2 separate regions of the Mus musculus genome follow, and region 2 is linked to region 1. Evidence: chromatin contacts called from ENCODE Hi-C or POLR2A ChIA-PET data. All regions are on one chromosome and are shown on one strand. The core of a region is the stretch at or near the end of the contact, and the rest is flanking DNA. Distances in the headings are between cores, read along the strand shown.

Region 1 (2,976 bases), core at 197-2,696:
ACTGACTTTTAAGGAACACAATGAGTTCCACTCCAGCCTGGGCTCACAGTGAGTTCTAGGTCAACCTAGGCTACAGAAGGAGAATGCCTTGGGGGTGGGGGTGGGGGGCAAACCAAAAGCCATCGGGGGTGAGGACGCCTTCAAAATGTATTATTAATTTACATGTTTGCTTCACAAACAGGACGACAGCAGAAGGAAGAACGTTGAGTACCTTTTAAAAAAGGTTTTCTGAAATCCCATTTTCTTTTCTAGTTTGTTCTAAGACATGCAATAGGCAAATGTGGCCTTTTAAATAGATCGACTAACTCAACCAAAAGCTGAGAAAAGCAAAAAAAGACTCTGGGGCTAGGCTCTGGGGGGAAGTGACCAGGCTACCAAACTGTGACAATATCCTTCCTTCCCCTTCCCCAAAGGGCCTAGATTAAGACTTGTATCGAGCAAACAGACACACAGAAAAACACACACACACACTCAAACTTTAACCTGGGAGACATGAGGTGCTTCTTACAGGAGACTAAGACACACCATCTTTGATTTTGGCCTTTGAAAGGAGTATGCGCATAGAAACATATTGATCATTCCAAGACAGAGAAAACCCAGTCTGATTTCTGGCACACCTCGCCTTGTTCCTCCACCCCGCCCCAACTAATGCTTTTTACACACATGGTAAGTTTCCAAATACAAGCAAGCAAAGAAACTGCATAAAAAGGGCTTCCTGTGAACAAGAGGTACGAAGGTTCCATTAAGTCCCTCTTGGGTACGCTTTGGAAGACACAAATGTAAAGAGGGCGGGTCCCCCGTTCTTAAGGAAGCACTGCAAGAAATTGAATCGGACCCTGAACACTTCCCACGTCAAAGCCACCGAGAGGCAGAGGTGCGACCCGAGAAATCACTGGCACGGACTGTCGGCGCTGGGCTCCGGATGCGCACTCAGCCCTCTGAAAGGCTCGGACATTGCAGTACCACTAGACCCGGGTTTGTCCCGGCGTCGGAGGCGCGGCCGGGCCCCGCCCACGCACCAAAGCGGCTGCGCAGCGTGGCTACCCTATCTCCCACGTGACTGCCGTCATTGCCTCCGTGAAGCTCCGGCCGCCATCTTAACTCCTGGCCGGCCCGGGTCCCTCTCCCTCCTTCTCCCGGGCCGTGCGGCAGTGACAGGGTGCGGTTGGCCGCCCCGGCCCGTCCGGTCGGTGAAGCCCGTGTGATTCTGAGGGCGGGGCGAGGAGCCGGAGCTCACGGAGTCCACGGGGAGCACGCGAACCGGCGGGCCGCCCAGGTATTGGCACGGAGGGGGCGGGCCCCTGCGCTCTGCCCCGCCCCTTAGAGGCCAGCGCCGGGGCCCGCGGCCCTTGCCCGTTTCCAGTATGGCCGCCCGCCGTGCCTGACCCGCGGCCTCTCCGTTCCGGCTCTTCGTAGGCGATGCCGATGCCGAGACTGTGACTGACACTCTCGCTCCCACGCACGCACCGACCCAGACCCACGCCGGGAGCCCGAGCTCTGGGCCCACAACCGCTCTCTCCTCGGGCACCGCGGCCATAGCCCGGACCACGGCTCCCGCGCCGCTGCCGTCGCCTCGCGGAGAAGGGTCGCGCAGGACCTCGAGCTCGGCGGCCCCCGGCCCGCCAGGATGGGGAAGCGGGCGGGAGGAGCAGCCGCCGCCGCCGCCGCCGCCTCCACGTCCTCCGCGGCCGGGCTGGAGCCCGCGGCTGGCCGAGGCGGGGGTCCTCGGAGCGCAGCCGCGGGCCTCCTGGGAGCGCTGCACCTGGTGATGACCCTCGTGGTGGCCGCGGCGCGGGCCGAGAAGGAAGGTGGGTTGCCGGCGGCGGGCGGCGGGCGACAGGCGGCAGAGGGAGGCCCGCGACGGGCGCCGGCGCGAAGTTGCTGGGTCGAGCCCCGTCCCGAGCCGGCGACTCGGGGTTCGGCGAGCTGCCGCGTCGGCCGCGCGCCGCGGCTCTGCCGCTGCTCCGTGATTCCTTTCCCCTCACCGTGTCCCGGTCTTTCCCTCGTCTACTGTCAGTGCCCATAAAACTTCCCGAGCTCTCTTGTAGGTTCTTGCCACTTGGCCCGCTATGCGAGGAGGCACCCCGCTTTTAGGCTTCTTGGTGGCTCCTGCTAGGTCGATCGCGGGACGCTTTTCTTGTTTTCCCTTTGTCAGGTTTTAATTTGGGCATGCGGACCGAGCTCACTTTAAAATGCGGTGGTTAAAAAAGAAGAAAAAAAAAAAGCGAGACTGGTGGAAAGGCTTCAATACACGGCTTATAAAATTTCTATTTGCTGGGACATCTCTTTGAAGAGGCTCTTGTTTCCTTAGTATCCTTCTTCACTATCCCTTTGCGGTATGGAGGATCGTTTGTTATTAGCCCTAAATAGACTCTCATTTGCCTCTAGTAAGCTACTGGAAGCCGGTTTCCATTTCTGCTTTAATATCCTCACGTAATTCGGTGCCTTTCTCTTTGATGTGTGAGCCCTTAGAAACGAATGTCAAGTTCCCAGCTTGCACACCCTTCACCTGTAACTCACAATTGAAGCCGCACTCCAGTTTTAATAACTCCTCTAATATTGTAAGGTTGTAAAACTGGTACTTTGACAAGATCAGAAATTACTTTGCAGTCTTGAAGACTAATTTGGGGGTGGGGGTGTTCTGGACTACCTGTTTCTGAACGTGAGCCCAAGGAGAAGTGTGAGCAGTCACAGAACCTTCATGAATTAATTCACAGTGAATGCTGCTTTTTTTTTTCCCTAAGAAGAAAACTAGTTAGATTATTTTTGTTTTTCCTGTATAAAGTCGCTGTTACTGGCTAGCAGCTGTAAAGTAAACCAGATTAGCCTTAAAGTGCAACTCTGTGTCAGTTTATTATTTATTTTCCTTAGAAACATTATATTCTCTCACTTAACTCTATAAACAGAGTCAGCCTGGTTAACAGGCAAGCAGGGATTTGGCAGAGGCAAGATTATTTTAAACATTAAAAAATGCTG
Region 2 (2,976 bases), core at 175-2,674, 140 kb after region 1:
AAGGCAGGCTCCAACTCGTTCTTGTTTTAGGTGAGTGTGTTCAGATCTACACTGCGGATCAGAATCTGGCTTCTGGTCTCCATCTAACGGCCTAAAAAATCAGTTCACAAGCAGTCCCGGCTCTGTTCCCTGGGTGATTTCATGTTTCACATAGGATGCGCATGTCCCACTGTCCCTTTGCAGTGCCTTGCAGTTGGCCTGGTGCCCTGTCTAATCCCATTTCATTTGTAACTTGTGCTGGAGCATTGGACTTAGTTCCCATTTTAGCAAATGACTAGAGAAGTATAGCATCTTCTGGCAAGCCGGTACTGAGACATATACCCACAGCACGGGGAGAGTACTGAGACATATACCCACAGCACGGGGAGAGTACTGAGACATACATACCCACAGCACGGGGAGAGTACTGAGACATACATACCCACAGCACGGGGAGAGTACTGAGACATACATACCCACAGCACGGGGAGAGTACTGAGACATATACCCACAGCACGGGGAGAGTACTGAGACATATACCCACAGCACGGGGAGAGTACTGAGACATATACCCACAGCACGGGGAGAGTACTGAGACATACATACCCACAGCACGGGGAGAGTACTGAGACATACATACCCACAGCACGGGGAGAGTACTGAGACATACATACCCACAGCACGGGGAGAGTACTGAGACATACATACCCACAGCACGGGGAGAGTACTGAGACATACATACCCACAGCACGGGGAGAGTACTGAGACATACATACCCACAGCACGGGGAGAGTACTGAGACATACATACCCACAGCACGGGGAAGAGTACTGAGACATACATACCCACAGCACGGGGAAGAGTACTGAGACATACATACACACAGCACGGGGAAGAGTACTGAGACATACATACACACAGCACTGGGAAGAGTACTGAGACATACATACACACAGCACTGTGGGGAGAGTACTGAGACATACATACATACAGCCGTATAACCTCTACTGGATCAGTCTTATAAGTAGAGACCAGGTTTTACTCACGGTACTTTAGTAAGAAGCTACTAATTGATGCTGCCACTGCCCACTGCACATAAATGTAATCTGAATGACTTTACACTTAAGACTCATCAAAAGACGATTACACTAAGTTAAAAACAGCTAAAACATTGATAGAGGTTCAACAGATTTCAAGAAGGGAGTTTATGCGGACAGCATCGTACTGTATACACCTGTAAACCCAGCATTCAGGCAGCCCAGACGTGTGAACATGGATTTCAAGGCCAAGCCTGATTTACACAGAAAGCTACAGGCCAGCAAGGAGCTCTGCAGTGGGGCTCTGTCATTCCTCAGGCTGCCGTGTATGGCTGTGTCTTGGGTTATGGTTTCATTTCCATCATCTTGCTAATCCTTCTGAGCACCTGCATCTGTGTCTTTACAGGATACAGAGAAGCACAAGGGGAGACCAGCCGTGCCTGAAAAACAGGAAAGTGAACTGTCTCAAGGGAAGCCCAAGAGCAAAAAGCTCTTAAACGCTAAGAAAGAAATCCCAACAGATGTGAAAGGCAGGTAAGTATCGTGGGGTTGTTGGTGGGAGCCAGGCATTGCTCCAGTCACTTCTCTAAGGGAGGGTGTGAGCAGCAGAAGCCATGCACTGCTGTTCCACTAGGCCTCTCGTGTCTAATGTCTACTAGTCAGGTGGATGCTTAGGGGTTTGCACCTGCTTCTGATGCCAGGCATGTGAGGGTAGGGTTAGCAGTCTGTTGTGAAGGCTTGGTTTAATACAGACCCACAGTACCTACCCTGTGGACAGAAGTAACCTTGACGGGTCACCCACTGGTAAAGGAGCTAACTTTTCTCAAGAGCTTGGCGTCTGCAGTGTCACAAACCAGGGATGCAGTTGGGATCTAGAATTCTGTGCTGTAAACCTTGGAAGAGTTATTCTTGCCTGAATCATGTTCTGGGATGGTGTCCCCAATGAGACAAGCCTACCATGGAAGAAGTCTAGTACCCACAGGGCAGAATTCAGGCAGGCCCCATAAGGAGGCTTTCTGTGGACTGCTTCCCAAGAAAAAGGATGTGTTGAGCTAATGGGTTGTTGACTAAGAGTTCTTCGTATTTTCATAAGCTGGGCTAGCATCTTCCTACTGAGCTGATGTCAGGGTTAGCATTGTGGAGGTGATGGTTCATGGCAGATGGGGAGGTGAGGCGAGAAGGATGGGGGTTCTCTTATCATTGTTACCTCCCTGGACCCCAGAAAGAGCCTCCAGGGTGCAAGACATGAGCCAAGACCAAGCTGGCATCTGAACCTCTCTCACCCTTGATGATGGAATCATTTCAAGTCAGTGGGCTGTTGTCCATTTTATTTAAAAGCTCTAAATTTTTTTTTTTTTTTTTTTTTTGGGAAACCATCTGGCTTAATTTAGGAATATTGAATTAGCAAAAAATAAAATAGTCTGGCACCTTTTTTACTTTAAAGCCAATTAATTTTACAGTGGCAAAGTTAAACTTTGTAAAATAGACACCCCCACAGTTACAGATAACTTACCTAAAAATAGCTCACACAGCCTCTACCAGAAGGTTGAGTGTCTGTGTTTTAGGAGTCTTCTGCCATTTTTAGAATATGGAATTTTAAACTAACCCTGCCAGCCAGAAGTAGAAGAACAGAAAATTGTGTAACACTGCCCATAAATGGCATTCTTGGAGTTTTTGTTTGTTTTAGGGGCGGGTGGGGCTTTTTGTTGTTGTTCCAGTTTGTTTATTACACTGCTTTGGACCCACCCCCTTATAAAGTCTAAGCTGGACCCACCCCCTTATAAAGTCTAAGCTGGACCCACCCCCTAAAAAATCTAAACAAGCGTCTTTGCAGTGTGTGCTCTTGCATGAAGTCACACTTGGCCTTCCTTATTTTCTTGGTCTAACAAGGAGTGGAAGAGCCATGGTGATTTGGGGGCTACTGGGTCTAAAAATCTGGAGCTATTTTGATGTTTGAACT

Evidence for each region. A loop is a pair of places that touch in the nucleus more often than their neighbours do. ChIA-PET counts read pairs that join two places held with the same protein, here RNA polymerase II (POLR2A).
Region 2: a map of left cerebral cortex shows a loop between it and region 1 (2.4-fold over the local background). The contact joins the enhancer-like site here to the promoter of Tmem131 in region 1. A Hi-C loop is called at or near these places in 1 of 37 maps with a recorded cell type or tissue (left cerebral cortex). POLR2A ChIA-PET finds 5 or more read pairs at or near these places in 1 of 5 experiments (embryonic stem cell).

What each region holds. Positions count from the first base shown.
Region 1 is chr1:36,937,997-36,940,972 of GRCm38, reverse strand. It overlaps Tmem131 (transmembrane protein 131), which reads left to right and starts at 1,446. Exons shown (of 41, transcript NM_018872.2): 1 at 1,446-1,808. The coding sequence starts at 1,628.
Region 2 is chr1:36,800,399-36,803,374 of GRCm38, reverse strand. It overlaps Tmem131 (transmembrane protein 131), which reads left to right. Exons shown (of 41, transcript NM_018872.2): 33 at 1,423-1,550. Among named protein-coding and RNA genes, the nearest start is that of Zap70, 40 kb to the right of the region's middle. Within about 2 kb of position 1,424, at least 1 of the 3 ENCODE cell types and tissues checked has a DNase peak (open chromatin) inside an H3K27ac peak, as active enhancers do; it is left cerebral cortex, where a contact is called at or near this core.